2 separate regions of the Homo sapiens genome follow, and region 1 is linked to region 2. A link is a loop called in an ENCODE intact Hi-C map of the cell type or tissue named here. Cell type or tissue: mammary epithelial cell. All regions are shown on one strand. Each heading gives the region's core, and the rest is flanking DNA. Links, peaks and the distances in the headings are about the cores only. Region 1 overlaps DSN1 (DSN1 component of MIS12 kinetochore complex). Region 2 overlaps EPB41L1 (erythrocyte membrane protein band 4.1 like 1).

Region 1 (10,861 bases), core at 2,862-10,861, 540 kb after region 2:
GCAAAGACTGAATGATAATATGCATGTAAAATGCTTAGAGCTCAGTAAGTATTATTTTTCTTTGTTCTATCGTATTTTACTGTTGAAGACACAAAACATACTTCTTGAGTTTGAAGAAATCCTTATAAGCAAAAAATGCAATACAATGTAATAAATAAAAAGGGGGAGGGTATAATCATCTTTAGAGAGATAATCTGTCCCCATTTTACAGATGAGGAAATTGAGGATAAAATGAAAATTCATGGCCGGGCGCAGTGGCTCACGCCTGTAATCCCAGAACTTTGGGAGGCTGAGGCGGGCAGATCATGAGGTCAGGAAATCGAGACCATCCTGGCTAACAAGGTGAAACCCCGTCTCTACTAAAAATACAAAAATTAGCTGGGCGTAGTGGCGGGTGCCTGTAATCCCAGCTACTCGGGAGGCTGAGGCAGGAGAATGGTGTGAACCCGGGAGGCAGAGCTTGCAGTGAGCCGAGATTGCGCTGCTGCACTCCAGCTTGGGCAACAGAGCGAGACTCCGTCTCAAAAAAAAAAAAGAAAAAGGAAAATTCACTCCAACTCTCTCCATTGTACTACTTTGTTTATGAAAGAGTAGGCAATTAAGAGCATTTCTCTGATTCTTGAGATACAGATAGAGATAGATATAGACGAGGGTCTCACCATGTTGCTCAGGCTGGTCTAGAACTCTTGGACTCAAGCAATCCTCCTGCCTAGGCCTCCCAAAGTTCTGGGATTATAGGCATGAGCCACTGTGTCCCGCTCTGCTCTGATTCTTAAATGTTGGATTTCCATGAGACCATCCAAACTTTCCCTTCTTGCTCTACTGTGGACTATATCATTCATTCTCAAGTCATCAAGAACTAGACATCAGCAACTCTCAAATGTTATTTCCAGTCTCGATTTCTCCACCCAGTTCTCCACCTGTGTTATTTGACAGACCAGTTGATTTCTCCATTTGGTATTCCAAATAGAACGAGCTTTCCCATCTCAAATTGCTCCATCATCTACCCACTGTTCAGGCTTCACCTCCTGCAGCATACTGATACCGCTAAACTTTTATATTATTTAATTCTTACAGCATCCCTGTGATATAGGTTCTATAATTCTCTCAACCTTCGAGATAAGAGATTAAATAAATTTTTCAGTCACAGTTAATAAATGGCAGAGTTAGGGGTTTTTTCTTTTTGAGACAGAGTCTTGCTCTGTCATCCAGACTGGAATGCAGTGGCACAATCTCGGCTCACTACAACTTTCACCCCCTCCCGGGTTCCAGCAATTCTCCCACCTCAGCCTCCTGAGTAGTTGGGATTACAGGCACCTGCCATCATGCTTGGCTAATTTTTGTATTTTTGTAGAGATGGGGTTTCACCATGTTGGCCAGGCTGGTCCTGACCTCAGGTGACCCACCCACCTCAGCCTCCCAAAGTGCTGGGATTACAGGCATGAGCCACCATGCCTGGCTAGAGTTAGGTTTTTAACACCTAGGTTACATGCCTATGTTCTAGCCACTGTGGGCAACACGAGCAGTCCCACCCCACTCATCCACTGCCAACACCCAGCACAAGCTGTCATTTCTCTCCTAGACTCCTGCAATAACCTAACTGGTCTCCCACACCCATACCTTGCTATCTTTTCCCCACACCACAACTAGAGTACTCTTTTAAAAATAAAGTTCTGATCTTCTCGCCCTTTCTTGAAGCCTTCTAATGACTTTCAATTATACTTGTCTCAGGCCAGTCTTCTACTGGTGCCCAGCACTCCTGCTTTATTCTTTTTTTTTTTTTTAAGTGTCCCAGCATGCTCCACTGTCCTCCTCAAGCCTTTGAAAATTGCTTCTCCTTTTGCCTGAAATACTTGCCCCATTTAACTCCTTCATCTTTCCCATGTCAGCTAAAATATCTCTTCTGCAGAGTTTTCTCTTGTTCCTTGTATCGTCAGCAAACTGAGCATCATGAGAGAGAACCCATGTGTTTTTGCTCTTTGCTCCCTCCTCCAATCCTAGAACTGTGTGTGGCATATGGCGGGTACTCGGTAAATATATAAAGGAATAAAGAACAAATGTAGGTCCAAGCAAGGAGATGTCATTTCTCATTAACTGGCACTTGCGCCAAGGTTTAAGACTTAAGATTATGACTGGGTGTTTAACTGAAATGGGATTTGTCCCTTTAGTGGGATCAGAGAATAAGAAACATTTTATTTTGGCTGAGCACAGTGGCTCACACTTGTAATCTCAGCATTTTGGGAGGCTGAGGTGGGTGTATATCTTGAGTCCAGTTTGAGACCAGCCTGGGCAACATGGAGAAACCGCATTCCTACGAAAGTACAGAAGTTAGGCCAGGCACGGTGGCTCACGCCTGTAATCCCAGCACTTTGGGAGGCTAAGTTGGGTGGATCACCTAAGGTCAGGAGTTCAAGACCAGCCTGGCCAACATGGTGAAACCCCATCTCTACTAAAAATACAAAAATTAGCCAGGTGTGGTGGTGCATGTGTGGAATCCCAGCTACTCGCAAGGCTGAGGCAGAAGAATCACTTAAATCCGGGAGGCAGAGGTTGCAGTGAGCCAAAATGGCACCACTGCACTCCAGCCTGGGCAACAGAGGGAGACTCTGTCTCAAACAAAACAAAACAAAAATTAGTCAGATGTGGTGGTGCACACCTGTAGTCCCAGCTGTTTGGGAGGCTGAGGTGGAAGAATTGCTTGAGCTCAGGAGGTTGAGGGTCCAGTGAGCCATGAGCATGCCATGGCACTACTGCCTGGATTTATTTATTTATTTAGCTTGTTTTTGAGCCAGGGTCTTGCTGTTGTCTAGGCTGGAGTGCATAGGCACAATCATAGCTCGCTGCAGCCTTGAACTCCTGAGCTCAAGGGATCTTCCCGCCTCAGCCTCCTGAGTAGCTGGGACTACAGGCATGAGGACTACAGGCACACACCATCAAATTTTAAAAAATTTTTAAATTTTTTGTAGGGACAGGGGTCTCACCATCTTGCCTAGGCTGATCTTGAACTCCTAGCCCCAAGTGATCTTTCCACTTCAGCCTCCCAAAATGCTGGATTACAGGTGTGAGCCACCATGCCTGGCCAGAATAAGAAACGTAAGTAATAAATTAGATGGTGGGTTTTTTTGTGTGTGTGTGGCTTTTTTTTTTTTTTTTTTTTTAATTTTGAGATAGGGTCTCACTCTGTTGCTCAGGCTGGAATGTAGTTCTGTGATCATGTCTTGCTGCAGCCTTGGCCTTCCGGGCTCAATTGATCCTCTCACTTCAGCCTCCCAAGTAGCTGGAAATACAGGTATGCACCACCACTCTCAGCTAATTTTTGTATTTTTTGTAGACAGAGTTTTGGCATGCTGCCCATGGCTGGCCTCAAACTTCTGGGCTCAAGCGACCACTCACCTCAGCCTCCTGAAGTGCCTGGCCTAGTTGGTGTTCTACTGATAATTAATGCAGAGGTATATCTCAACACTACTGTTCACTTCAGCATCTTGGCAAAGAATCCTATTTTCTGTTAAACCCTCCTAGTTTTTTTGGTTTTTTTTTTTTGAGATGGAGTCTCGCCTTTTCGCCCGGGAAAAAGCACTGCCCAGGAGTGCAGTGGCACTATCTCAGCTCACCACAAGCTCTGCCTCCCGGGTTCAAGTGATTCTCCTGCCTAAGGCTCCCAAATAGCTGGGATTACAGGTGTGTGCCACCATACCCGGCTATTTTTTTATAGATATGGGTTACCATGTTGGCGAGGGTGGTCTCGAACTCCTGACCTCAAGTGATTCACCTACCTCGGCCTCCCAAAGTGCTGGGATTACAGGTGTGAGCCACCATGCCCAGCCCTCCCTCTTTTTTTTTTTTGAGACAGTCTCACTCTGTCGCCCAGGCTGGAGTACAAGGGCACGATCTCGGCTCACTGCAACCTCCGCCTCCCGGGTTCAAGCAATTCTCCTGCCTCACCCTCCTATCTGGAACTACAAGTGCACACCGCCACGCCCGGCTAATTTTTTGTATTTTTAGTAGAGACAGGGTTTCACCATGTTTCCCAAGCTGGTCGTGAACTCCTGAGCTCAGGCAATCTGCCCGCCTTGGCCTCCCAAAGTGCTGGGATTATAGGTGTGAGCCACCGCACCCGGCACTCCCTTTTTGTTTATACACTCAAAACATAGATGAAGACAAGGGAAAGCTTTTAATTATGTGCAATTTTATAATACAGATTATAAACAAATAGAACAATGAATAGTAGTACTTACTCCTTTCTTGTCATGAATCCAGGATTTAGGTCAACTCAATATGAAAAACTGAAGCACACTACAGACAACAGGACATAGAGAATGAGTGGTATTTCCTTCAAATTGAACATCTTGTGAAGTGACATATGTATCCCAATGATGCAAATAATGCTCAAAACTTTTTTTTTCATTTTTTTACAATTTTTAATTTTTTTTAAGACAGTGTCTCACTCTGTCGCTCAGGCTGGAGTGCAGTGGCGCAATTAGAACTCACTGCAGCCTCAACCTCCTGGGCTCAAACAATCCTCCCACCTCAGCCTTCTGAGTAGCTAGCACTACAGGCACACGCCACCACACCCAGCTAACTTTTTGTATTTTTTGTAGACAGGGTTTCACCTTATTTCTCAGGCTGGTCTTCAACTTCTGGGCTCAAGCAATCCACCCGCCTCAGTCACCCAAAATGCTAGGATTACAGGCGTGAGCCATTGCGCCCAGCCTCAAAACTCTTCTACCTAAAATCACCTTCAGAGCCATGCTAGAAAATTAGTATCATTCCTTTACAATCGGAATCCAACTTGGCCACTAAAATGTTTCCTTAGACTTGGTCCTAAATGATTTTTGGATTGTTTCAAAACCTGAAAAACACCTTCACAGGATAAAGATAAAAGAATGGGCCACTGGATCTGAAGATCATTTCAAAAAAGAAGTTTGAACTTTCAAGCATTTTGCACATTCCTGGGAAAATTGTCTATACAATATTCATTTGGATGTACAAATTCCATCACTTTTTGAAAAAAGTCAAAGTGTTCTACAGTCAGTCCTGCCAGTTATCTTCAAAGGCAACGAGCAGAAATCACGCAGTCACCACGTGCTGGGGCACTCTTCCCATTCCTCTCCTCTTGGGCACCTTGTGGCAGAAACTCTCATAAAGTCACTGACAAGATCCAGATCCAGATCCATGTATGGCAGGTGGGTTCTGTAGCTGAAGCTTCAACAGTTTTCGAGCTGGTGAGGGATCTAATTGTTGCATGCTTCTCTTTCCTGCAGAGAAAAGAGGCCAAAAAATAAATTTCAATTGAAATAACGTAACATTTATTGAAAACTTAATGTAGGGACATTGTGACACACATGGAAGGGCATTACAAAGACAAATAAGAGAGTCTCTGGCCTCAAGGAGATGACAATTTGGTAAGAATGCCAGCCACAGCTGGGCATGGTGGCTCACGCCTGTAATCCCAGCACTTTGGGAGACCAAGGCGGGACGATTCCTTGAGCCCAGGAGTTTGAGACTAGCCTGGGCAACACAGTAAGACCTTGTCTCTACAAAAAAAAAAAAAACAATTAGCCTAGCATGGTCCTAGCACGATCCTCCAACTACATGGGAGGCAAGAGGATCACCTGGGAGCCCAGAAAGTTGAGGCTGCAATGAGTCATGACTGCGCCCCTGTATTCCACCCTGGGCAACAGAGCAAGACCCTGTCTAAAAAAAAAAAAAAAAAGGGTGGCTCATGCCTGTAATCCCTGTAATCCCAACACTTTGGAAAGCCAACATGGGCAGATCACTTGCGGTCAGAAGTTCAAGACCAGCCTGACCAACATGGTGAAACCCCATCTCTACTAAAAATACAAAAATTAGCCAGGCATGGTGGCACATGCCTGTAATCCCAGCTACTCAGGCAGCTGAGGTGGGAGAATATCTTGAACTCCAGAGGCAGAGGTTGCAGTGAGCCAAGATCATGCCACTGCACTCTAGCCTGGGCAACAGAGCGAGACTGTCTCAAAAAAAAAAAAAAAAAAGAAAAAGAAAGAAAGAAAGAAAGCCAGCCACCACTACAATCACAATACAATGTGATCAATAAGAAGATGGAGGCTGGGAGCAGTGGCTCATGCCTGTAATCCCAGCACTTTGGGAGGCCAAGGCAGGTGGATCACCTGAAGTCAGGAGTTCGAGACCAGCCTGACCAACATGGAGAAACCCCGTCTCTACTAAAAATATAAAATTAGCCGGGCATGGTGGAGCATGCCTGTAATCCCAGCTACTCGGGAGGCTGAGGCAGAAGAATCCCTTGAACCCGGGAAGCAGAGGTTGCAGTGAGCCGAGATCGCACCATTGCACTCTAGCCTGGGCAACAAGAGTGAAACTCCGTCTCAAAAAAAAAAACAAACAAAAAAACCCAAAAAAACAAGATGGTCAGGTGCAGTGGCTCACACTTGTAATCCCAGCACTTTGGGAGGCTGAGGCAGGATGATCACTTGAGCCCAGGAGTTGAAGACCAGCCTGGACAAACAGGGGGACCCCATCTCTACAAAAAAATTAAAAATTTAGCTGGGTGTGGTGGTGGTGGTGCATGCTTTTAGTCCCAGCTACTCTGGGAGCCTGAGGTGAAAGGACTGCTTGAGCCTATCAGGTTGAGGCTGCAGTGAGCTGTGCAGTCATTGTGCCATTCACTCCAACCTGGATGACAAAGCGAGAGACTTTGCCCCCCCAGCCCAAAAAAAAAGTAGAAGAAGAAAGAAAATGAAGGTATGTATAGCCAATAATTTAGGGCTGGAAGGAGGTCAGGAAAAGCTAGGGAGGAGTAATGTCAGTGTCACTTAGTGAATTCTTGAGAAATGAAGAGGGAAAAAGCAATGGGTGGGTATTTCTTAAGTCTTGGATTTACCAAAACAACAACATATTTCATGGGGATTTAATTCTCAGTCTACTGTGCTTCTGTAGAATTTACATCTAGAAATTTCCTATCAACTCTGAGTACCCATAACATACTATTTATTGTGGGGAGAAAAACAAATCACCTCATATAGGTCTTACCCTCTTGGACCATAGGCTTTGAAGGGCAGTTTGTATCCCAAAGGCTATCATGGAAAACAGCCTGAACTCTGGTCCCCTCAAGAGACAAGCTTACCGAGCTGTACTGACACCTTCTGGAAGCACTGGGTACTTTCATCCATAAAGGCCTGCAGCTGTTTCACTGATCCTTGCAGTTCATCCATCTGTAGAAAAAAGACAGCTGTGAGCTGTAAAGGTCCATGGCTTCTTGGATGTTCCTCAAACCTGACAAGCAAGCTCTTGCTCAGGAGCTCTGGGCTTGCTGTTCTTTCAGCCTGGAATGCTTATGCCAGATAATTCTGTTTGTTCCTCCAAAGTCACACCACATTCTTCTCCAGGCTGCTCTATGCTCCAGGAGGCTGACCCATGTAACCTCTACCAACAGGATGCCTAAGTGGGAAGGAGCTGAACGAGTCATCTTGAGTTGGCTCAACTCAGCTAACCATGTGACTTTCTCCCATTAGATGCCACAGTAACTGCTACTCCCTCCTCCCTTTGAGTCCTAGGAGGAGTAAGAGCTCTACTGCCTATAAGCCCCAGGTTACTCCACTAACCCTTGTGGTTCTCCAATACCCATACCTTTCTATTTAGCCTTTCTGAAAATAAACTCTCCTTGAATTGTCCTTTCAAATGCCATCTGCTTGCTATTAATACCTGGTTTGACACAACACTACTCCCTCAAACGTCCTCATGGCTCATTTCCTTCAAGTCTGTTGAAATGGCACCTCAGAGGAGCCTTCAATAACCTTGCTATATAAAATAGCAACCCACCAACCTCCCTATACTGTCTGTCTCTCTTACCCTGCTTCATCAGCATTTACCACTATATATTCATTTGTTTATTATTTTTTAATTGTCTCTCCATGTTTTCCTAAGGTAGAGTTGAATATACATATTCAACTTACACTTATACATTTCTCCAGGTCTTTTAATTTCCAAGGATTACAAGGTGGCAAAGCTGGATAACTCAACTAAATAAACATGAGCCCACTTACCACCAACTCCATACAGTCAAAGACTTTGCTCTGGTTCTGTAATATTTTCTGGTAGTCAGGTTTTGTATTAAGAACTTCATTCTGAGAAGACCCAAGATATGTCATAGGTTCCACTTTGACCTCAGTAATTTTGGCCTCAGTTGATCCTCTAAAAACAAAACACAAGAGCTTTTGAGAGATTCTGTAATTATTTTCTGGAAGAGATACCAAAGATTATCCTATAAAGCTGAATCAGTATTCCTCCACTCTACGCTAGCTATAGGCTCACTTCTTAACAGAAAGGTTTTTTTTTGTTTGTTTGTTTGTTTTTGAGATGGAGTCTCACTCTGTTGCCCAGGATGGAGTGCAGTGGTGCGGTCTCAGGTCTCGGCTCACTGCAACCTCTGCCTCCCGGGTTCAAGCAATTTTCCTGCCTCAGCCTCCTGAGTAGCTGGGATTTCAGGCACCTGCCACCATGCCCAGCTAATTTTTTGTATTTTTAGTAGAGACGAGGTTTCACCATGTTGGCCAGGCTGGTCTCGAACTCCTGAACTTGTGATCTGCCCGCTTCGGCCTCCCAAAGTGCTGGAATTACAGGCGTGAGCCACCGCGCCTGGCCTTAACAAGAAGTTCTGAAACAATTGTCTAGTATTCATGTCTTTATACCTCCGGACTCCAGGAAATGCTGGAAGCTTCCAGTCAGTTGAATCCACTTAATAGTAAGGTCCATATACCAGAAGGACTATACTTGGGAGAGAGTGAAGCCAAAGCTTACTATCCTAAAGTCAGTGTCTATAATTGTTTACCAAAACATGCTGGCCTACTTCAATTATCTAAAATAACTGAACAGGACTGAGAGTTCATGAAAACTGATGAACAACAACTTTAATAACAACAACTACTACAATTTACTGAGTGCTAAGTATATGCCAGATATTACTGGGCACTTTACATTTAACCTAATTTGACACAATAACCCAATGAGGAAGGTACTAATATCATCCCCATTTTCAAATGAGGAACCTCAGGCTCATTCAAGACTAAGTGACTTGCCCAAGGTCACAAAACTAAGGAACAGTTAGAGTCTGAACAGACAGTCTGCTTCCAGAACCATTCCTCTTAACCTACAAGCTTTGCCACAAAAGATTTTATCTGAAACTAGCATCTTACACATTATCTATCTTCATAAATACAGTATGTAAGGGGTGAATAAAGTAACTGATAACCATCATTACCTGGATTGGGGAAATTTTTCAAACCATGCTCCTCAAAGCCCCTCTCTACTGAGAGGCCACTTTTGTAATTAGGGTTTTGACTAACATTTTGTAGTTGGGATTCTAGCTGATTCTATCTCAAAAAAAAGCTTAAAACCATGGTTTAAATGTTCAACTAAATCAAAATCTAGCATTTTCTGGCCAGGTGCTGTGGCTTACACCTGTAATCTCAACACATTGGGAGGCCAAGATGGGCAGATCACTTGAGGCCAGGAGTTCACGACCAGCCTGGCCAACATGGCAAAACCCTGTCTCTACTAAAAATACAAAAATTAGTGGGGTGTGGTGGAGCATGCCTGTAATCCCAGCTACTCGGGAGGCTGAGGCAGGAGAATCGCCTGAACTAGGGAGTTGGAGGCTGCAGTGAGCCGAGATCGTGCCACTGCATTCCAGCCTGGGCGACAGAGCAAAAAAACAAACAAAAAAACAACAAAAAAACACCCAGCCCAGCCTGGCCAACATGGTGAAATCCTGTCTCTACTAAAAATACAAAAATTAGCCACGCATCATGGCAGACACCTGTAGTCCCAGCTACTCAGGAGGCTGAGGCAGGAAAATTGCTTGAACCCGGGAGGCAGAGTGAGCTCAGATGGCGCCATGCACTCCAGCCTTGGCAACAGAGCGAGAGTCTGTCTCCAAAACAAAACAAAACAAAACAAAACAACACCTAGCACTTTCCTACTTTTCCTCTACCTTCAAGACCCAAAGATCCTCTCTTTCCTCAATCTTCCTCATCACCCACTTTCATGTCTTTCTGTCTCCAAGAAGGCCCTGGCCAAGGGCATCCCCCAAACCTGCAGCTCATAGGCCATGTGCTCACTGAAGCCCCTTGGTTACTGTTCTTGGCCCAACCCCAGGCTGCCAGATACAATGCAGAGATGTGTCTGTCTCCCCCAGGATATGAAATGTTAGCCAAGGACACAGAACAGAAACAATTGTGTTCTTGGACTGAAAATAGTGACACCAACTCTTCCTTCCTCTCACTCACTTCCCGTTTCTGGTCAGAGAGTGCTAATACACACTACAGAATTTGATGAGCTTATTGGCCCGTGAGAAAGGATTCATCTTTCAATTTGTGCTAACAGAACTGAAATAAACACCAATCAAACTCCATAAGATTTTTAAAGAGTTTTTACAGTTCATAGATCTAACCTGGACAATATCTCTTTAGCCTCCTGCTGGTAGTGAAGCAAGAGCTGATCCCAAGTCTGACGTTCTAAAGAAAACCTGTAAGAATCAGGAAAAAAAGTTCAGTTAATTTTTATAATCTTATTCTGAATCACTCACAGTAACAATAAGTATGTGAGGTGTACAATCTGGATGTAAAATGTGAGTTGACAGGTCATTACAGGGTTAGAAAGCCTGACCAATTCAGAGAATATTTAATCATATCAAACCTGAGTTCTTCAAGTCAAATTAATATTTGTATTCTCTAGACTCCATTCTATGAAATTGATCATTAGTAGAGTCCATAAAAATCTCAATATGCAGCCTTCTAACTTCTAGTATTGATGCACTAATGCTGACTCTCCAAATACAATGCTTACTATTCATTTTTTCCAAGTTAGT
Region 2 (15,997 bases), core at 4,933-12,932:
TGAAGACTTTGAGTCAGTGGGGGAGGAAGGCCCCTGGATCAGGGAAAGCCCAGGAGGGGCTGCCCTGGCTTCCGGCCGCACATTGGCAGAAAAGCTCCTCGAGGGCTCTGAGCTCAGGGCAGACACCAGAGAGGCAACCATCAGGAACCGCTGCATGTCAGATGGTCAGCCGGAGGGCCAGACAGAGCTGAGGAAGGGGCTGGAGGAGCCTCACACTTGTGGGAGACCCACTGCTCCAGGGACCAGGCCAGCAGAGGTGGACGTCCTCTCTCCAGCCTCCGACAAGGGAGGACTCCAGTCGTTTCTATTGGATCCAGCCCACGCAGAAGCCAGAGCTGAGTTGAGCAATGAAACTGATACTTCCTTTGCAGAGAGGAGCTTCTATTTAAATTATGAAGAAAAAGACTCAGAAGACCAAGTCCTCCCTCCACCCCTGGAGGAGAGAAAAGGGCGCCTGGATGCCCCTCCCGGAGGTGAGCCCAGGCCGACGCTGAATTCCTTAGACCTGAGGGTTTCTGCTGCTGCTTCCAGCAGGAGCAAGGACGAAGCCCACATGACTTCCCCAAAGGAAGGGGCAGGGACCCCCAAGAACCATGGAGGACCTGGTGACCTGAAGGGATCTCCCGCAGGACAGACGTTTGCTGAAGGCTGGGAAGATGCCCAGTGGGGAGTGGAAGGAGAGTTTCCCCACCTGACAGCCAGCGCAGCCCGAGAGGAAGGGACCCCCGTGAGTGGAGATTTGCTGGGAAAGGCTGAGGAAAGTCCCACAGAGGAACTGAAGAAGCACCCTCCTCACAGAGGACAGGGCGTGCATCCCGACCCCCAGGCCTGCGCCCTTCCTCGGGCCATCCCTCTGAATGTCAGGAAGCCAGTCAAACCAGACAGAGGCAACTTCCCACCCAAAGAGAGGGGAGTGGTTCCCACCCAGAAAGGAGGGGCTGAGCTGAAGGACCGCGAGGCTTCAGCATTTCTTCACATGGAGGTGATCATTCCCCTGCCAGCCTCCCCTGGTCATTCTGAGGACCTGGCAGCTCTGGAGGAAGCTTCTCCAAGCCCAACCTCCCATGGGTCAGGGGAGCCTTCGGAGCTCAGGGAGCCCTTTCTTAGACATGTCCATCTTTCGAAAGCCAGCCCAGAGCCCAAGGACCAAGTAGGGTTTGTGGTGTCCCCTGCCACAGGAGGTGAGCGCAGGCCTCCTCCCATCACCAGCAGAAAGCCCAGAGTAGTCCCTGAAGAAGCTGAGGGGCGCATACCTCTGGGGTTTGGGTTCCCTTCAGGGAAGCGAAGGGAGATGACCTCTTTCCAGGCTGGGGACCAAGAGGGCTCCCTAGAAGATATTAGCAAGACCTCAGTGGCCAACAAAATTCGGATATTTGAGACCCACGGAGCTGAAACTCGCCGAATGAGTGAGGGTGAAGCAAGGTCCCTTCCAAATGACGTATCTTCAGAGGCACCCGTGGGACAAGCAGAGCAGCAGCGGAGTACGCTCTCAGACCTGGGCTTCGCCCAACTCCAGCCCCCAGGGGACTTTGCCAGCCCCAAAGCCACACATTCCACAGTGATACCTCTGGCTACCAGACACTTCAGGGAGGACACTTCTGCATCCTACCAGGAAGCACACACGGAACTAGAGCCCGTGTCCCCCAATTCAGGCTGTGAAACCACGCTGGCAGAAGCTACTGGAACTGGGGTAACTGGCCGCGTGAGCCCCCGCCCCCACCGCTGCTCCCCGCCCATGGGGGCTGGCCGCATGCTCTGTAGTTTTTAGAAGCATGTTTCAGTGGCCCCTCGTCATTTCTGCAATCAGAGGCTGCTTATCCATCCCTGTGAGTTTTTTCCCTAAACGGGCCTGGGTGTAGCTCAGGCTGAATGATGGGCTTCTCTGCTTGGCCCATGTTAGCTTGGCCACAAAGACCCTCAGCTTTTGGTGTGACCTGGTGCCCAGAGGGTCACACAACCCCCATGGAGAAGGTGGCGCCACCACCAGCAAATGACACACCTGCTTTGCCTTGCCGCTCATACCCGCTGGGTTCCTGCCTACCTTGCTTGGCTTGTCCAGCGATCTTTCTTCATCCTTTCCCATCCCTGGTTCTCCCGCCTTGGGAAAGTTGACAGTCCAGAGGTTTCCATCCTTCACTTCTGGTTCCCTCTCAGTCCCAGTGCCAAGTTTCTTTCTGCCTCCTTAAGACTAACTGTCTTCTCTAATCCAGAACAAATCCGGAGATGCGGTCAGGGAAGAGAAGCGCTCCACCAACTTAGCAGCCAACACCCCTGGGAAGGGGGGGCGCCTGAGATTTGCCAGCCCCTCGGGCCCTCAGGTCTCTGCAGCCCCTCTGTGCCCTGATGACCCAGTCACCTTCACCCGGCCAGGATGCATCGCCGCCTTAGGTTCCCACCTGCTGTGGCAGCACCTCTCGTGCTGCTCAACTCTGGCTTGTCTGGAATGTCTCCCTCACACCTCTCAACCTTCCAGAAACTGGCTAAATGGAGGCTCGCTTAGCAAGTGAATGTCTAAGCCCACTGAATCCCTAGAACCAGAAGCCAAGTTCTTTACAAATCTTTCATGGGTATTAGGTTGGTCTTTAAAAAGAATGTTATGAACCAGCCAAAAATGTGTGTGTGGTGTTTAATCCCTGACAGGCCAGTTGAGAGGTATGTATGTCGGACAAGAGTTGCTGGTTCCCCGAGGCACTGCCTTGGCCCGCTGTTGTCAATTACACTGATGGGACCAGAGCCTCTACTCCCTGACTTGCCTGTGGTCCACTCATGGAGCCCAGGGTGGAGCTGGCGTAGCACTCAGCTCCCAAGAAGCTCGTGCCCAAAAGGCCTGACCCTGAATTGCTCTTCTCTCTAGTCGATGCTGACCCCTCCCCCGGAGACTCAGTGGAATTGACAAACATGTTGGCTTCCTCTTTTGTTCCTCAAAGTTCTTGGCTCCAACCTCTCTGCCTTCCCTTCCTGGGTCTCCCTGAATCCCTGGATCTCCCTCCTTAGTTTCTGTTTCTCAACGCCCACCTGCACGGATGGGCCTGGGGTCCGGGCTTCCATCCCTGCCTTTCGTGCAATGCTGCTTCCAATAAGCTCCCAGATCCAATACCCTTGGATGGAGCCTCCTGTCCAGGAGTCACTGGCAGGACGTTTGCTTTGTACTTGCTTTTGCCATCAGTGTGAGACCCTCAGAAAGGGGCATCTCCACTCTTGAGTCGTTTTTGTTTTTTTTATGCTTGTTATGATTTCAAGGAACCTTTCCTGGGGTGTTTTTCATTTCCTGGCCTGCTCTTCCATTCAGGATGTCGACACAGCCCCGAGATTTCTCCTGACATTCACCATCTTGATTTCTCTTTCTCTCTCTCTCCCCACCCCACATCCCCATTCTTTTGATTTTATCTGGCCATAGAGAGCAGGGCTGAGGGAGGGCTCCGAGGAGAAAGTCAAACCACCACGTCCCCGGGCCCCAGAGAGTGACACAGGCGATGAGGACCAGGACCAGGAGAGGGACACGGTGTTCCTGAAGGACAACCACCTGGCCATTGAGCGCAAGTGCTCCAGCATCACGGTCAGCTCTACGTCTAGCCTGGAGGCTGAGGTGGACTTCACGGTCATTGGTGACTACCATGGCAGCGCCTTCGAAGACTTCTCCCGCAGCCTGCCTGAGCTCGACCGGGACAAAAGCGACTCGGACACTGAGGGCCTGCTGTTCTCCCGGGATCTCAACAAGGGGGCCCCCAGCCAGGATGATGAGTCTGGGGGCATTGAGGACAGCCCGGATCGAGGGGCCTGCTCCACCCCGGATATGCCCCAGTTTGAGGTACAGTGGAGCTTCCTCAAGAGCCAGGCCCGCTGGGCACCGCATGCTCAGAGGGCCCTGGGCCACCCGTGAGAAGACCGAGCACCCAGCCTGCAGCCTGAAGCTCTGTCTCGTGTTGCATGACTGCCCCTCCGCAGAACAGCATGGTTCTGTGCTCGCATGTTTGCCATCTCGGTTTACCCCTAACACGCGCTCCTTGGTATTTTAACCCTGTGACCCCATCGCTTGCTGAAGTCGAGCGATGACAGGTAGTCTGGTCTTTCTTGACCCCATGCCCCCCCACCTGTGTTGCATGGCACCTGCAGAGAGCATGCGTCTGTGGACTCTTGGGGGCTCCTGCAGCCTGGTCTGAAAGCTGAATGGTTTTTCCTGATCCGGGCCCAGGCTTGTCTCTCTGGGGTCTGGGCTTCCCGGGGAAGGGGAAGCAGTTTAAATCCATCTGGCCCTGGGGTCTCAGGGTGGTAATGGAAGCTCCTGGAAGAGAGGAAATGTGGTCATTGAGGAGGGACAGACTGTCTCTGGGCCTCTCTGTGGTCTCCTCTGTAGAGCTGTGAAGGGATTTCTCTAAGGCACGCCTGCCCATATCATTCCTTTGCCCCCTCATCTCTTCTAGACCCAACCTCCCTCCTACACTCTCCTTTCCCCAACATTCCTGGCATTGAAATATGAGCTTAGCCACTCTGGGCTCTCACTTCATGCTATATTCTCTGAGCAGGTTTTTTTTTCTCCCTTTCGGTGCCTTACAAACCTATCATGTTCCAGGACCAAGTTCAAATGTCAGTTTCCTAGCAGGGGTTTGCTTTCCTGACCACCCTGGGCAGAAATATCGCCCCCCTACCCCCTTGCCCTGTAATGCCTATGCTCCAGCACTATCCAAAGCGGTCAGGTCAGTGGCTGACAAGCCTGCTCTCCCACCAGGTGGCAGCTCCTCTAGGCCTGGCATATACTAGGCACTAATAGATGATTAACTGGATGAATGGCTGGGTTACAGGGTTGCAACCATCTATAAGAATCCCCTTCAGCCAGGCACAGTGGCTTGTGCCTGTAATCCCAGCTACTCAGGAGCTGAGGCAAGAAGGCAGGGGGATCACTTGAGCCCAGGAGTTCGAGGCTACAGTGAGCTTTGATCGTGCCACTGCACTCCAGCCCGGGCGACAGAGTGAGACCTTGTCTCTTAAAAACAAAACAAAACAAGAAAAAAAAAATCTCCAGGCACAGTGGTTCACACCTGTAATCCCAGCACTTTGGGAGGCTGAGGCAGGTGGATCACCTGAGGTCAGGAGTTCAAGACCACCCTGACCAACATGGTGAAACCTTGTCTCTACTAAAAATACAAAAATTAGCTGGGCGTGGTGGCACCCACCTGTAATCCCAACTACTCGGGAGGCAGGAGAATCACTTGAACTCAGGAGGCAGAGGTTGCAGTGAGCTGAGATCACGCCATTACACTCCAGCCTGGGCAACGGAACGAGATTCCATCTCAAAAAACAAAACAAAAACAAAAACAAAACTATACTCAGAGGTCATAGTCACAGCTTGCCATACCCAAATGGACCCCACATGCTCTCTACTTCACCCCAGTCCTCAACAAACCCTCTTCACTCATTGACATCTCCTGCCTGGATGCTGTAGGCCTCCAAGCATGTGTGGCTCTTGCTCTAAAGAAGAGTCCAGGCTGGGCACGGTGGCCCACACCTGTAATCCCAGCACTTTGGGAGGCTGAGGCAGGTGGATCACTTGAGGTCAGGGGTTCAAGAACAGCCTGGCCAACATGGTGAAACCCCGTCTCTACTAAAAATACAAAAGTTAGCCGGGTGTGGTGGCATGAGCCTGTAGTGCCAGCTACCTGGGAGGCTGAGGTAGGGGAATCGCTTGAACCTGGAAGGCAGAGGTTACAGTGAGCCGAGATCGCACCATCGCACTCCAGCCTGGGCGACAAAGGGAGAGTCTGTCTCAAGAAAAAAAATAGAAGAGTTCAGCTGAAGCGGCTGAGAGGTGGTGAGCTCACCAGGATTTGGTGACATTATGTACACAAGGAAAACACTTAGCCCAGGGCCTGTCATAGAGTATGTTAATGAAATGGTAGATGTTCTAATAGTAGCCTAAAAAACAGCATATAGCCACCATGAGGGTGTGTGGCACAGGGGCGCAGGGCAGGCCTGCCTGGTCCTGGTGGTGGTCCTGGCTCTCCTCGCGGGCTATCTGTCTATGATATCACACCACAACTCTTTTACCCTGTCCAGAGTACCCTTCCAGAGATGTGGCCAGCTGTGGGGATAGGAGATAGCCTGCAGACACCACACTGCAATTGTCTGTGAGCAAGGGTCATGCTAGGGTTTCAGTTACAGAGCATTCTCCCTCCTTTTCCTACAGCCCGTGAAAACAGAAACCATGACTGTCAGCAGTCTGGCCATTAGAAAGAAGATTGAGCCGGAGGCCGTACTGCAGACCAGAGTCTCCGCTATGGATAACACCCAGGTAACTTGTGCCTTCCAATGTACCCTAAGCATGGGTATTGGGCATTTGGTGGTAGGGTCCCCACTGCTGTGGCCAAACCCCTTGGCCAGCTCTTTTAATCTCAGCTTCCCTGGAACCCATATGTTAATCCTGATGCTCTCCTGTGCCTCAGTGTCCTCTCTGAGCTCTGGGGAGGGGCAACGGGTAAAGCAGGTTCCTGTCCTGGGCAGACCATACTTCTTAAAGCCTCCATTTAGCCATCCATAAAATGGGAATGACCCTGTCTACCCCTTCCTCCTGGGCATATTGGGAGGACTGTACTGACTAGTGGATTGGGACCTTGGTGTTCACATTGCTTGGAGGAGTTGGAGAGGTTTCTTGAGGTATCTCAGGGGCTGCTTGAGGAGAGAAGAGGGAGAGATCCCAATTCAGCTTCAGTCAGAATAGCTCACCTTGGGTCATTTTTTATGCATTAGAGTTCCACATCAGATCAGTAAAATGAACAAAGTGAAAGAAGAAAACCGAAGATCATGTGTCTTGACAAGAAGCAGCATCCTGACCACCTGGAGAAAGCCGTCAGGCATAGGCACAGGCCCACGACTTCCAGTCCATTCCCTGCACTCCTTCCATGCTTTTTAAACTTAGGAAGTTAAGATTGAGGATCTGATAGATGCCCTCCTGGTTTTTCCTGGCCAGAAGAGCTACAATGCTAGGAGCTTTTTTGCTCTGAGACTAACCTTTTCCTGAAGAACTGAAATAAGACCAGGCACAGTGGCTCACATCTGTAATCCCAGCACTTTGTGAGGCCAAGGCAGGCAGATCGCTTGAGCCCAGGGGTACAAGACCAGCCTGGGCAATATAGGGAGACCCCAGCTCTACAAAAAATACAAAAATTAGCTGGGCATGGTAGCACATGCCTGTAGTCCCAGCTGCTCGGGAGGCTGATGTAGGAGGATCACTAAAACCCAGGAGGTCGAAGCTGCAGTGAACTATGAGCTATGATTCCACCACTGCATTCCAGCTTGGGTGACAGGGAAAAAAAGAGAGAGAAAGAGAAAACTGAAATAAGACATAAACCAATACAACATGGGCAATTCTTTTGTTTCCAGATTTCTTTCTCCCACTTTTATAATGATGGTAGGAGTTTATGAGGCCGTCTACTACAGGTCAGGACTCTTGAGTTCTGATGAGCTGTGTGACCTTGGGCAAGCTGCTTCCCCCACTGACCTGTTTTGTTTTAGTAACACGTGTTTCTGTTGTGTTTTCATACAGAAAAGTATAAAGAAACTAAAATTGGCCCTAGATCCCACAGCCCAGTAACCCTTATTGACATAAAAACAAAACAACAAAAAAAGTTTATAGTTATACAATTCAAGCAGAACAAAATGGGATTTTTCTTATAATATCACCCAGAAAAAAATATAAGCCTATTTCAACACAGATACCTACATCTCTATATACTTAACAATGTTTACACAGAAGTGATCATTTTCTTACAACTTACCTTTCTTCTTAGTAATTATTTTGGAGATCACTCCTTGTTGGCATACATAGACCCACCTTACTCTTGATCATCTCAGTTAGGAGGCAAATCTTGATTTATTTCGCTGTCTCCCAATGGCTCGCCCTGTGATTGTTTTTGTTTTGTGCAATTCACTATCAGCGCTCGTGAATTTCCTTGCTCATACTTCTCGGTGAGCTTTTCAAAGGTTATATCCAAAGAGTCAGTTCCTAGAGATTGCTAGGTCAAAGATTACACGCATTGCAATTTGGATAGAATTTGCCAGATAGTCTGAGATTATTTTTTATTTACCAAATACACTGGTTGAAATGTAATGAGGGCCTGTTGCACCTCTGTGATTTGGTCTGTGTGCAGCCCCCTGCCAGTGATGTTCACTCACACAGCCTGTCACTTTGTAACTGGGAGGCCGTGAGCCCAGGTGACAGATGCTGCAGGTATACCCAGCTCTCCCCAGCTCTAACGACTCCTCCTCTGGTCAGCAGGTTGATGGGAGTGCCTCAGTGGGGAGGGAGTTCATAGCAACCACTCCCTCCATCACCACGGAGACCATATCGACCACCATGGTAAGTTGAACCCAGGAGGCTTCCCTCTCTGACCAGCCCCCTGCCCCACCAAACAGCCAGAGAACAAGCTAACATCGCCTGGCTGCTTCAGGAAGTTGTGAGCTGCCCTCGCTGCATCAGGCATGGGACATAAGTCAGCTGTTTATTATCTGGGGCTTTAGTTGCCACAGGACATAGTCAGGCCTCAGTTTTCCAAAGTGAGTAATGTGGGCGATGGAATCCCCACTGATAGTGTCAGTTATCTAGGCCATCTCAGCCACAGCAGAGAGAGAGAGAGGATGGTCTTCTTTGGTTATTGGCACCCACGAATCTCATCTTGCATTGAGATTTCATTGGCTCATCTCACCTCCACTCTGAAGGTGAGGCTGGACCCATCCTGGTGGCTGCACATTGTCTCATGCCTTAGACCACTTCCTTGCCTTGGTCAGTAGATGGCGTGTGGTGACCCTAAGTTGGAACCAGGATTTTTGGGACCTCCCTATTGAGGGACCTCATGGTTCTGCTACTTATTTGCTGTCTGACCCATGAAGGAAGGCCCTTGGCCTGAGGTGTCCTCATCTGCAAAATGGCAATAATCCCCATTCTGCAGTTCTTAAGAGACCCCGGCAACACTAGATCCCTTCATGATTAAACAGAACAGATAGCATTTGGCACACAGGTTGTGGTTCCAGTCAATGTGCTGAGACTCCTGAGTGGATAATCTCCGTGGATGCTCACAGACACTGTGAGGTGGATGCTCTTCCCTCCACAACCTTTATAGATGAGGTAACTGAAGTTCAGAGAGGTAAAGCGACTTACCCAAGGTCACACAATCAATAAGTGGTAGTGCCAGGTTATCCCCAGGCCTTCTGACACCAGGAGCCCCACTTTCAACCCCAGCCACTCTGCTCTGCTTCCTTAATCCTGACCATTGTGAACATCAGCCGCATGGGGCTGGGGCTGCGGTTGCAGCCACTACTCGGGCTAGGGAAGGTAGCAGTGCTGGAGCCAGAGAAGTTGTTTTCAAATACTGTTTCTTGCCAACCTCCTGACATACACATAGGAAGGTAATTCCATCAATCTAGACTAGCCAGCAGGTAGGTTTTGAATACACAGAAATTTTAAAATCAATAAGTCCAAACTAGTTACCAGCTTGCACACCTTTCCCTGGTCACTCAGTTCCTCCTCTCCCCTCAGTCCTTCACCACGTGTCATTGGGATGCTTGTAGGGCTAAATTTAAATCCGTTCATATGGTGAGCAGGCACTTATACCATTCATTTACTCATCCATCCATCCATCTATTCATTCATTTGTTCCAAAAACATTTATTAGTCTGTACTATCTGCCTGGTATGGGGGATACAGTTGAAGAAACTATACTGCCTGCTGGAATTCATTCATTCAAATGACCATCATGAGCACCTTTAATGTGCTGTGACCCTGTATTTAGGTTCTGGGCATACAGCGGAGAACAAGGCCCAGCTGTCCCACTTCCTGGCTGGATGACCTTGGGCAAGTCACCCGAACCTCTCCAAACCTCAGTTTTCACTTCTGTAAAATGGGTGAGGGTAGAGGGCAGTAATAGCATGACCTCAAAGGGCTGATGTGAGGGGGAACGAAAGCAATCTGTGCAAAGCCCTGAGAACAGTGCCTGGCGCATAATAAGTGGCCTGAAGATGTGAGCTGCAGTTACTTCTTTCCTGCCTTCATGGGACAGTGTAATAATGCTATCCTAGGGGCCACCAGGAGGACAGCTATGGGGTGACAGCTCTGCCAGGAGGAGCCAGGAAAGGCTTTCCCTAGGCAGGGACATTTGAGTGAGCTATGCTTGAAGGATAAATTAAAGTATGGTCCTGGGGGAAGGCATTCTAGACAGTGGGAAAAGCAAGTGCAAAGGGCAGAAGGGAAGGAGTGCAGCATTTGGGGAAGGACCAGTGGTCAAGAAAGCCAGATGTCAAGCACACGGAGGAGGAGTCGGGGGGGAAGAGCTGGAAAGGAAGGCTAGGCCAGAGCTTGATAGACCTCAAATGTCATATACCAAGTTCAAACTTCTGTCCTGCAGACAATGGGGAATCACTTAAATTTTTTACATTAGGGACATGATGTCATCAGATATGTGTTTCTGTGTTTTAGAAAGATTATTCTAGCAACCTCTGTGGAGGAGGGACTTGAGCAAAAAATTCTTCCCTCCTTCTCTCTCTCTCCTTCCTTCCACAAATATTGATTGAACACCCATGATGTGTATAGTTCTGTACCAGCCACTGTGAATCCAGCTTGAAGAAGGGAACATCCCGGGGCTCTAGGGCCCACATGCCACTGGGAGAGACAGAGAGAGAAGGCAGGGAACCAGCTTAGATGCTGGTGCCCAGGCTGGGGTGGGGCTGGAGTGCAAGGAGGTGGATGCAGAGAAGGGGTCAGGGTTAAGGGATGCCTGGAGGGGGGAAAGCACAGGATTTGGTCGTTGGTAGGATGTTCAGGGGACAAGAGGAAAGATGAGCTCGTGACACCGTTCACTAGCCAATGGTTCTCAAAATGTGGTTCCAGGAACCTGTTAGCAAGGCAGGTCCTTTGGGCTCCTCCTTAGACCTATTGACTCGGAAACTCTAGGGTGGGGCCCAGCAGTGTGTGTTTTTCCAAGCCCTCCAGCTGATGCCTCTGAAGTTGGAGAACTGCTGATGTAAACAGAGTGATGGGGGAAAGTGCTCTTTAGTGACAAGCGTGTGTTGGAAGTGGAAGAAGCAGTGAATTCCTTTCGAGATCGGATGAGTCTGAGGTGCCTGTGGAACATTTCCAGGGCAAAATGTCTAGGACACAACTGGTTTTAAAGGCCTAGGGTCCAATAAATATCTGGGCTATAGGTGAAGGGATAGGGGACTTTGACCTCCATGAGGCAGCAGAAGCTGTTGAGTAGCCGAGGTGGCCCAGAGAGCGGGTGGCAAGTGAGGAGAGCCTGAATGTGGAGGAAGAGAGGGCTGAGTTTGCCTTGGTCAGGGAGAGGAACCACTCCTCCTGGAGGCAGGTGACGGGACTGGCCAAGGATACAGGAGAGGAAGGGAGGAGCAGAGGGTGCCTCGTTTTGAATGACTGATGTCCCTAGTGGTGGCCTCTGTTTTTAGTGTGAAGGTGGAGGTGAGGCTTTGCCCTGGGAAAGACAGAACAATGAGAGAATAAGAGGCTTTAAGGGAGAACTTCCCAGAATGATGCTAGGATTCATAGGGGTTAGTGGCTGTTAAGGGGAAAGGAAGCATTGAGCCCGGAAGCTGCCCTTGGGAAGCCTGCTGCTGGGCCACATTCTGGAACTGCAGGTGCATCTGGGAACGTGCCTTGTGGTGCAGTACCAAGGAACCAGGCTGCTGGCAGCCTCAGCAGGATGCAGGTGTGGGAGCGGCAGGGGAAAGTCAGCGAGTTTCTTTTCTCACCTGTCCCTTGGTAGGCAGAAGTCCAGATCTAGTGCCATGCCTGGACCAGAATCAGAGGTCAGGCCACTGAGGACCTGCAGAATGGACACAGTTCTGGGCCCCTGGACAGACAAGGCTGAGCCCTGAGATGGTGCAGAAAGTAGGAGGTAGAAGCAGGCAGCTGGGCCCTGGCGCCAGATCGGGGGCAGTAAGTCAGGGGACAATTCCAGGAAGATCTAGCAATTAGAATTTAAGGTAGGGCCAAGAGAGCTGTCTGAAGGGAAAGATTCCCAAGGGCAGAGTGGCGTGCACAGTGTGTTGGACTTGGAGTCAGACAACATGGAGTTAAGTTCCAGCTCTACCACTAACTTGCTGGGAGACTGAACTCTTAAGTTTCTCTTGCCCTCCAGTTTCTCATCTGTAAATCAGGAATATTAAAAATAATGCCCAACTGGTGTTATGAGAATTAAACGAGATGAGGCATGTAACATCCTTAAAATGATGCCTCGCACATAGCAAGCACTCAGAAAGTCATTATTATTATTATATTCTAAATAGCCAGCTTATGCCCCTATATTTATCCTATGTATTTTGGTTTGCAAAACCTTTTCTACTCCATTAGCTTCATAGGTTCTGTGTGGGATTGGGGCAAGGGTCCTTTTTTACAGATGAATCTGTGAGGCCCATAGAGAGGAAGTGGCTCTGCCCCAAGTCACATGGCTTGAAGGTGGCAGGGCAGGACACGAGCCTGAATCTGGCAACTCCTCTGCTAGTGCTTCCGGAGAACAATGCCATGTCTTGATCACTACAGTGTTCCTAACGCCAGACAGTCTGTAAATGTTTGTTGAATGAGCGAGTGTGCAAGTGTGCGAGTGAACAAATGTGTGCCTGAGTGAGCAAGGGATGAATGAGGCGGAACTGAACGATGCCTTCAGTCCTTTGCTTCTATTATTTCTACTCAACCTTGTGGTCGTGATAGCTACATGGCCACATGCTCCGCCCATCCTGGGGGCCCACCCGGCTGAGAGCTGGCCATCTGAGCACTATTGTTTCCCCAGGAGAACAGTCTCAAGTCCGGGAAGGGGGCAGCTGCCATGATCCCAGGCCCACAGACGGTGGCCACGGAAATCCGTTCTCTTTCTCCGGTAAGTGGGCAAGGCCAGCTCAGGCTAGGGGACTCCACACTGAGAATATGGGCATGGACCCATGTATGGCTGGCAGGAAGTGCAGCGTTGAGCCCAGAAGGCACCCTTCTAGGTGCAAAGCCAGGAAACTGGACCCTTTTCAGATGCCCACAGGGCTCCCTGGTGCCTGCTAGAATCTCATGAGTGGCCCTCCCCACCGCCCACACATGTAAGTGGGGCATTGGTGACATGTGAGGGTAAAGCGGCCCCTCACCTTGGTGGTGCTGCTGAGGGTTCTTTTGCATCTGCCCTCCCTACTAACCAGGAAGAGCAATGGACTAGGAGGCCAGAGGCTTGGATTCTGGACCTGCCTCTGTTGGTGCCTGCCCAGTGACCCTGAGTCTGTCACTGTAGGGTCTCTTTCAGCTCTTGCATTCTCCAAGTCTGTGGTTCTCATTGTTTAGCTCCGCAGAGAGCGTGCACCTGGCTATGACAGGATGGGGCATCAGGAGGGCTGTGTTTCCACCTTGGATCCTTTTGGTCATTCTTCCATGATGCCAGGATTCTTAAATTCTAGGGTATTGTTAGGATTCTGGGCCTCAGGAATCTTAGCGTCTAGGAATCTCAGACTCCAGGATTTGAGAATTTGATGGGTCTAGTTTTCTGAAGATTCTAGTATTCTTGAATTCTTAATGGCTGAAAGCATCTTGGCTTCGAAACGTCACCTTCACAGAGCCCTTTACCCCACCCCGCCCTCACCCCTCCAGAGCCCACTGTCCTTACCTGACACCCTGGGTGGGGGGTGGTTATATTCTGCAGATCATCGGGAAAGATGTCCTCACCAGCACCTACGGCGCCACTGCGGAAACCCTCTCAACCTCCACCACCACCCATGTCACCAAAGTGAGTAGCAGCAGGGCGCCCCATGCCCCCAGCCGAGCTGCAGGCGAGAAGGTCATGACTGTTGTTCTGCTTCGGCTTCGCCATCTGTAAAGTGGACAGAGAAAACCTGTAGTGTTTACCAGCTTCTGGAATACTGTGCGCTTTGTCCTGTGCCACATGTTGTTCTAGGCACGGGCCCTTCCCACACGGCGTTGACAGCCAGGCTAGGGGGAACAATACTCTCCTCTTTGAAGTAACTGTGAACCATGGCGTGTGCGCCTTGTAGATGGAAAGTGCTGGAGGAATCTAGACGGGGTGACATATGGGAGGCCCTGCAAGAGTCAGGAAGCATCTCCTGGAAGAAGTAGGGACTGAGTAGAGTCTTGGAAAGCCAGGCAGGACACCTGAGGGAGGAGAAGACAGATGCGGGTGTTCTAAGCAAAGCAGAAGAGGGAAGCAGAAATTGTGTGTTTGCTTATTTGTTTGTTCACTGAGCAGATGTTAGTGAGTGTCAACTTTGTGTTAGCCTCTGTGCCAGGGCTGCTGGATGTAGCAGTAAGTGAGGCCTGTTTATGGGACATGAGAAGCACATGTAGGGGGTGTAACTGGGAAATTAGGTTGCACTGGGGGCAGGGAGGTGGAATATAGAGCAAATAACAAATACCAGGACACATTTGACTCTGGAGGATCTGGGCCTCAGGGAGATTGGAAAGCCATGAAGGTTTTTAGATTGGAGAGTAACCCAGTGAACATAGGTTTAAGGAGAGAATATCAGGTCCACCAGGATGTGTAGATAGGTGGGAGAAAGAAGAGGGAGAAGTATGGAGAGAGACGGATAATAAATAACTCAGGCCTGGTGGGGAGGGCCTGGACCAGGGTGTGAGTTAGAGCTCAGGCAGCAAGAGGTAGGGGCAAAGGAGGGAAGCCTTCCTGGGTGACCCAGCAATAAGGACAAGGGCTAGTTGGGAGGCAGGCGGGCTGATGCGTCCACACCTATGTGGCCAGGAGGAAGGCAGGAGGGCGCCTAGCCAGGGCTGGAGGCCTGGAGCAGCCAGGTTGATGAGCCATCAGAGGAGAACTCTGGTCAGTTGCACTGGGCCTTCATGCACGGACTGTCCTGGCCTCTGCCTGCGCCTCTACAGGATTCAGCACTTTCTCACGTACCCCACAAAGAACCCACTCTCAGCAAAAGCATTACTGAGCAATGTTGACTTCTCTGAAAGCTTTATGGGAGGTTTTACATCCCACGCCCACAGCAGACAGCTCAGGAAACTCTTCTTCCCAAAGTCCCTGCCAACTGGGAGCCCCCTCTTCTTTCTATCCACTCCTGACTCCAGCTGGGATTCCCCACAGACACCACCCTGCTTTAACATGCCAAACAATTAGGTCCTGCCTCAGTTATTACTTCTAAACTTGTCCAAACCCCTTGCCTTCAGAAAACAGCGGAGGTCATAAGTATCATCAATCCAATTTTCTCTTGTAGTATTTTTTGAAGTTGCTTAAGGCAGAACCTTGTCACCATTCACATTTCATTCATGTGTTCATTCAACAAATCTGCATTCAGCACTGCCCTGGTTAGACTGGGTGAGGGAGTGGGGGAGGAGGGGATATAGAGATGAACAAAATACAGACCCTGCCTTCAAGAGCTGGCAGCCTGGTGAGGTGAACAAGGCCACAGACATACATAAGGTCGGCACCAGGCAGAGAGGTCCAGAACTGTGAGAGAGACAGATTCAGTGCTCAGGCAGTACCAAGGCAGGAAGACAGAAGCATTGCCAACCAGGGTCTGAGAGGCAGCATTGGAGCTAGGCTTGGAAGACCTAGATGGGATAGTTTGGTAGTTTTGGGGAGTGGTGGCAACCAGGCAAGATCTGCAGTTCAAAGTCCAAAATCAGAAAAGAAAAAATCTGAGGAAGTCAGGAGAGAAGGTAACTGCTGGTTCTCAGCCCTGCCCTCGAGAGATGATTTGGGTAGGTCCCCTCTTGAGGCTGCTGCCCCAACAGGACCCAAGAGTGACCTCACCTCCCTCTCCCTCTGCAGACTGTGAAAGGAGGGTTTTCTGAGACAAGGATCGAGAAGCGAATCATCATTACTGGGGATGAAGATGTCGATCAAGACCAGGTATGGGGGTAGCAACCGTTCTTCCCAGTGCCACTGCCCAGTCCTCAATCCCTCCTATGTTGGGTTACCCATGGATGGCTATCCTCATGGGCAGAGAAGGTGTCCACTTCTTGCTGACCCTGTTCAGATAAGAAACCCCCAAG

What was found. Hi-C counts contacts between places; a loop is a spot of excess contacts. Peaks named below come from ENCODE experiments on the same cell type or tissue, not always from the same donor. Only the 100,000 strongest peaks of a DNase experiment are listed, where the experiment ranks them.
Region 1: it touches region 2 in a loop (13-fold over the local background); 6 of 110 quality-filtered maps call a loop at or near these places.

The regions. Positions count from the first base shown.
Region 1 is chr20:36,747,643-36,758,503 of GRCh38, forward strand. DSN1 (DSN1 component of MIS12 kinetochore complex) reads right to left here. Exons shown (of 11, transcript NM_001145315.2): 8 at 10,445-10,519; 9 at 8,040-8,187; 10 at 7,121-7,208; 11 at 4,153-5,255. The coding sequence ends at 5,146. Among named protein-coding and RNA genes, the nearest start is that of NDRG3, 7.0 kb to the left of the region's middle. RefSeq lists a silencer at 1,571-1,771. In mammary epithelial cell, for the core only: a CTCF peak has its summit at 7,138 (motif pointing left); a DNase peak (open chromatin) is centred at 7,169.
Region 2 is chr20:36,206,091-36,222,087 of GRCh38, forward strand. EPB41L1 (erythrocyte membrane protein band 4.1 like 1) reads left to right here. Exons shown (of 22, transcript NM_012156.2): 15 at 3,398-3,808; 16 at 6,182-6,286; 17 at 8,267-8,350; 18 at 12,786-12,872; 19 at 13,671-13,754; 20 at 15,774-15,854. LOC105372602 (a long non-coding RNA gene) reads right to left here. Exons shown (of 3, transcript XR_936695.2): 2 at 13,635-13,838; 3 at 7,247-7,286. Among named protein-coding and RNA genes, the nearest start is that of AAR2, 22 kb to the right of the region's middle. RefSeq lists an enhancer at 5,848-7,047. In mammary epithelial cell, for the core only: a CTCF peak has its summit at 8,777; no DNase peak of the experiment used is centred there.